Linked DNA regions of Homo sapiens: region 2 is linked to region 1. A link is a contact called in ENCODE Hi-C or POLR2A ChIA-PET data. All regions are on one chromosome and are shown on one strand. Each heading gives the region's core, a stretch centred on a gene start or an enhancer-like site at or near the end of the contact. The rest is flanking DNA. Distances are from core to core; before and after follow the strand shown. Region 1 holds the start of LRIG1 (leucine rich repeats and immunoglobulin like domains 1). Region 2 holds the start of PPP4R2 (protein phosphatase 4 regulatory subunit 2).

Region 1 (2,520 bases), core at 7-2,506:
AGGAGAGGAAAAGGAAACGCACCCACATACCCCCACAGACTTCTTCACACTCTTCTCCAGACGTTTCCCACCCACCCACCCGCAAACACACTCAGCTCCAGACTCCCACTCACTCACCCCCAGATGGCCCGCACGACGCGTGCTGGCTAACCCCCAAATCTCTACGACCCACGCTCGCTCGTCTCCAGACCCCACGAGGCACGCTCTTCTTCTCCAGGCTCTCTCGCACGCCTACTCCCCCGGACCTCCACGCAGAATCTCCCTTCCGCCACTCCAACCTGACAGTCTTCCAACACGCACAAGCACGCACAACTCCACACACACAACCCAGTCCGCACCCCCTCCCTGAGTACGAACCCCCGCCGCTCCATCCCCAAGTGACAGAGCCCCGGGGCGCAGAGAGGGCGGAAAGGGCGGCACTCACAGGCTCCGCGTCCAGGAGGGCAGGTCCCCGGGCAACGCAGCCAGCCCGCGCCCACCGCAGTCCAGCGAGTCCCCAGCGCAAGTGCAGGCGGCCGCGCAGGGCGCCCGCGGGCCGGCCGCGGCGGTCACCGGCTCCAGCCGAAGCAAAAGCAGCCAGAGAAGGAGAAGGCAAGGCGAGCGGCGCGGGGCCCCGAGCCCTCCCCGGACCGGCCGCGCCATCTTGTCTGGAGCGCGCTGCGAACTCCGGGCGCGGGGACTGTGAGGACCCGAACGGCCGCAGACGCGGGCGGGCCCGCGGGGCGCTCCGCTCGGCTCTAGACTCCGCACCGGGGCATGGCCCCCGCCCCAAGTTCTCTCTGCGGCCGCGGCTCCGGCACTCAGCGTGCCCCCGGTGCCCGGGCCGCTCCGGAGCACCCGGCGGGGGCCGCAAACCCCGCGCCCATCCGGGCCGGCCGGCCCGCCCGCGCTAGCTGCGAACTCCGCCGATTCGGGCAAGGTGTACCCAGCCTGCGCTCTTCGTCCGCCCGGGGCACGCCGAGTGCCGCTACCGACACCGGCCGAGGGCAGTGCTGCCGCTGCGCCTGGAAGACAGGCGTTCAGCCCCGCAGCCCGAGCTCGGTGCCGGCAGGCATCTTCCTCTGGGCTCGGAGCGCAAAGCCGTAGACCTCGGGCTGGACGGCGCGGCCGGCCCCGCGCTGGGAGGCCCCAGTGCGCCTCGCTGTCCCCACGCCGCGGCCAGAGAGCGCGCGCGCGCGCGCAGCCTCGGGTTCCGCACGGCTCCTCCGCGCAGCAAGAGTCCCGCCGACCTCGCAGCCGAACAATCAGCCGCTTGCTGTTCGCCTCCCCGCGGCCCAGCCCCGGCCGGTCCCCCAAGCCCCGCCCCCGGCCGCTCGCCCGCACACACCCCCTAGGCTCCGCGCTCCGCGGCCGCCTGCTGGCCCACGTTGGATGCTTTGCAACAGCGCCCCGCCACGCCTCCCCGCCTGCTGCTCATTGGCTGCCGGAGTCCACCGTGGCCAGCCTCGAGGGCCATTGGAGCGCTCGCTGTGATCCCGCCCCTCCCGCTTCACCGGCTACCCCGCCCCCACACTCTTTTCCCACCCAAGGTGTGAAGGGCGGGAGACTGGGAGGAGAAAGGGAGGGACGGCCCCCGCCTCTTAAAGGAGACACGCAGGTTGTTGTTGGAGAACGGGAACGCGGGCTGGGGAAAGGAGGCGTGAAGATACGCCCTCTGCGTCAAGAAGGGGAGAGAAAGTTAAGAGGGTAAAACGCCCCCGTTTTGGGGCTGTCTGGCCCCAAGGCTTTTTACGTCCTCCTCAGGCTGCAAGCAGGACTGCAGATTAGAAGCAAACCCGCGTCCGTTTTCCAGGTTCCTTCCAAAAGCGAAGACACAGGTTTAAAACTTAACACATTTCTTCCTGACTGGGACATCCTTGGTTATTTCATTAGGCGTGGTCCCCTTCCTCCTCGAGCAGCCTGGAGCATCTGCTCCTGACTTGTTCTTCACGTCCTAAATCCAGCAATATGTCCTTGATTACTAAAATGAATGTGTGCTGCAGAAACCTAGTCTCAAAGGTGCACCCTCGGCCAGGAGTGGTGGCTCACGCCTGTAATCCCAGCAGTTTGGCAGGCCAAGGCGGGCGGATCACCTGAGGTCAGGAATTCGAGACCAGCCTGGCCAACATGGTAAAACCCCGTCTGTACTAAAAATGAAAAATAAAAAAATTAGCCAGGTGTGGTGGTGCACACCTGTAATACCAGCTACGGGAGGCTGGGACAGGAGAGCTGCTTGAACCCCGGAGGCGGAGGCTGCAATGAGCAGAGACTTGTCACTGAATTGTCACTGAATTCCAGCCTGGGTGACAGAGCGAAACTCCGTCTCAAAAAAAAAAAAAAGTGCACTCTCCTTCCCAGCTAGTGAGTTGAAGGGTACTTCTAGAAATGCTGCAGCCTTTGATAAAGGGGTTGCTTTGTTGTTGTCATTGGGTTTTTGTTTTAATCAGAGTCTTTTTAAGATAATTTTCAAGAAGCCATTGTGTATTCGTAAGAGACAGAGTTAAAGGAGAAATAATAGTTAACAAAGCTTCTAACTTTTGC
Region 2 (2,520 bases), core at 11-2,510, 6.5 Mb after region 1:
GCAGAGGACTTCTGAGGTTTCCGCCCTCTCCTACCTCCTGGGAGATTATGTCATGTAATAATGCTAACAGTGGTAATAAAAACCCAGCCACGTTGAGTGTTCCAGGTTTCACGCACTGTGCCAAATGTTTCACATTTGCCATTTCACTCAATCCTCGTGGCCGTTTTACAACCCTCATTTTATAAATAAGAACCCTGAAGCTGCCTGAGTTTAGGTAACTACTTCAGGGCCACACAAGGAGTAAGTAGTTGAGTTGGGATTTGAATATTGATTCCAAACCTTGAGCTCTTAATGACTTTGCTGTATACATTACTTCTTGCCACAGGTGGGCCAGTGACGAACGAACGTTGGGTTAAGCAGGGAGGTATTCTTGTTAGGATTATTAGCAATGCTTAGTGTATGTATGTATTGTTAATTTTATTATTATTTTTTTGAAACAGTCTCGCTTTGTCGCCTAGGCTGGAGGCAGTGGCGCGATATCGGCTCACTGCAACCTCCGCCTCCTGGATTCAAGCGATTCTCGTGCCTCAGCCTCCCGAGTAACTGGGATTACAGGCACGAGCGACCACGCCCGACTACATTTTGTATTTTTAGTAGAGACGGGGTTTCGCCATGTTGGCCAGGTTGGTCTTCAACTCCTGACTTCAGGTGCTCCGCCCGCCCCAGCCTCCCAAAGTGCTGGGATTACAGGCTTGAGTCACCGCGCCCGGCCTGTATTTATTTTTATATAGAGAAGGGCGAGGGAGCGGGGTCATTTTGTTACCCAGACTGGTCTCGAACTCCTGGGCTCAAGCGATCCTCTCGCCTCGGCCTCCCTCCCAAAGTGTTGGGATCACCGGCCTGAGCCCCCTGCCCGGCCTCGCTCTACGTTTTTTAGGCGCATTCTGAACGTGAAGTGTATACACTGAATTCTCACAGCAACTGCATAGGGCATCAGTACCAGTGCCCTTACTGTACAGATGGGGAAAATGAGGCTCAGACAGGCGAAGTAAGTAGCTTAAGTTCACACAGAGAGGAAATGGCAGGGATTCAAAGCCTAGGAGTCCGCCTGCAACCCTCTCGCCTGACCGTCCAGTCTTCAGCTCCGCGGAGCCTGGGCCTGGGGCTGGGGCTGGGGCTGAGGCTCTGGAAGCCGCCGGGACGCAGACGCCACTGGGCCCCAGCGTCACACCTCGGCCGCGCACGCGCTCTCGGGTTCCGGGCCGGAGCGCGCGGCGGGAGCGAGGACGGCGGCAGGGAGCGTGCGCGCGGTGACGTACCGGGCGCCATGTTGGAGGGTTGGTGGTAGCGGCTTGGGGAGGTGCTCGCTCTGTCGGTCTTGCTCTCTCGCACGCTTCCCCCGGCTCCCTTCGTTTCCCCCCCCCGGTCGCCTGCGTGCCGGAGTGTGTGCGAGGGAGGGGGAGGGCGTCGGGGGGGTGGGGGGAGGCGTTCCGGTCCCCAAGAGACCCGCGGAGGGAGGCGGAGGCTGTGAGGGACTCCGGGAAGCCATGGACGTCGAGAGGCTCCAGGAGGCGCTGAAAGGTGGGGGTAGCTGCCCCCTCTCCATTCCCCCTCACCTTCTCCGGCTCGCTCTTCTCTCCTTTCAGGGCGGATGGTTCCGAGGACCGGGGCCGGGCGCGGCGTGGGGAGAGTGCTTCCCGGGCTCCCATCCCCCTCCACCTCCCCAGGGGCGGGGAGCCCTGTGGGCAGCTCTCTCCCGCCCCGCTCTGGCTTTGTGTCGGCCGCCGGCGTCTGGGCTGGGGGAGGGGAGCCGGGGAAACTCTTGCGGGGGCCCCAGTCTTTCTCCCACCCGTTCAGGGGACGAGTGGCGGACCCGCAGACCCCTCCCTCCCAGATATCCTCTTTTCTCCACCAGGCTACCCGTACGCTAGGCGTTGGGGTGGGAGAAAAAGTAAACGGTTGGTGGGGGCGGGGGTAGGGGGTAGCATCGCAACTTTTAAGTTGTCTCAGTATGCCTTTTTCAGGGCTTTTGAAGTCATCTTTCCGCGCCCTAATTTCGAGGTGGTTGCCTTCACTGTTCTTGATTGCACGCCTTCCACGCAACAGGCTTGAGAACAGTGGCTTACAAACTTCGAGTAGAGAGATTTCAGCGTTTTGAGAATTATTCTTTGACATTCAGAATCATTTGGGGACGGCAACTTGGGGTAGTTGGTGCTTCTTAGAAAGGCAGATTTATGGACTTAGATGAACAATTGGTGGGAGTCGGGGCCTGGGGATTTTTATTTTCACTGGATTCCCAGCTTAATATAATGCTGGTGTTCCCCCGGACCACACTTCGAGAAGCACTGCGTTAAAAATGGTTTGTGAAGTTGAGTGCCCCCTTTAGGAGGATTCTTGTTATCTGTAAAGAGGGTGACATGTTGGAAGTAGAACTTGGAGGATTGAGGTGGTAATTTGGTTGAGAGGCCTTATTTTTTTAATTTTGTATTTAATTGATTTTTAATAAGGTAAAGGACTAGGAGGAAAGTTTGTTTTTAGAGCGCTTTTGAGAAAACTGATAACGTTTTTTTTTCTTCCTTC

Evidence for each region. A loop is a pair of places that touch in the nucleus more often than their neighbours do. ChIA-PET counts read pairs that join two places held with the same protein, here RNA polymerase II (POLR2A). Pooled maps may share reads with other maps.
Region 2: a pooled map shows a loop between it and region 1 (6-fold over the local background). The contact joins the promoter of PPP4R2 here to the promoter of LRIG1 in region 1. A Hi-C loop is called at or near these places in 1 of 37 single-sample maps with no recorded cell type and 4 of 50 pooled maps. POLR2A ChIA-PET finds 5 or more read pairs at or near these places in 1 of 52 experiments (OCI-LY7).

Annotation. Positions count from the first base shown.
Region 1 is chr3:66,499,766-66,502,285 of GRCh38, forward strand. LRIG1 (leucine rich repeats and immunoglobulin like domains 1) reads right to left here and starts at 1,257. Exons shown (of 19, transcript NM_015541.3): 1 at 425-1,257. The coding sequence starts at 642. RefSeq lists enhancers at 353-853, 854-1,354 and silencers at 457-666, 687-766, 807-946, 967-1,626.
Region 2 is chr3:72,995,551-72,998,070 of GRCh38, forward strand. It overlaps PPP4R2 (protein phosphatase 4 regulatory subunit 2), which reads left to right and starts at 1,261. Exons shown (of 9, transcript NM_174907.4): 1 at 1,261-1,521. The coding sequence starts at 1,488. It overlaps LOC124909395 (a long non-coding RNA gene), which reads right to left and starts at 1,641. Exons shown (of 2, transcript XR_007095961.1): 1 at 1,557-1,641. RefSeq lists enhancers at 886-935, 2,196-2,245 and a silencer at 1,116-1,745.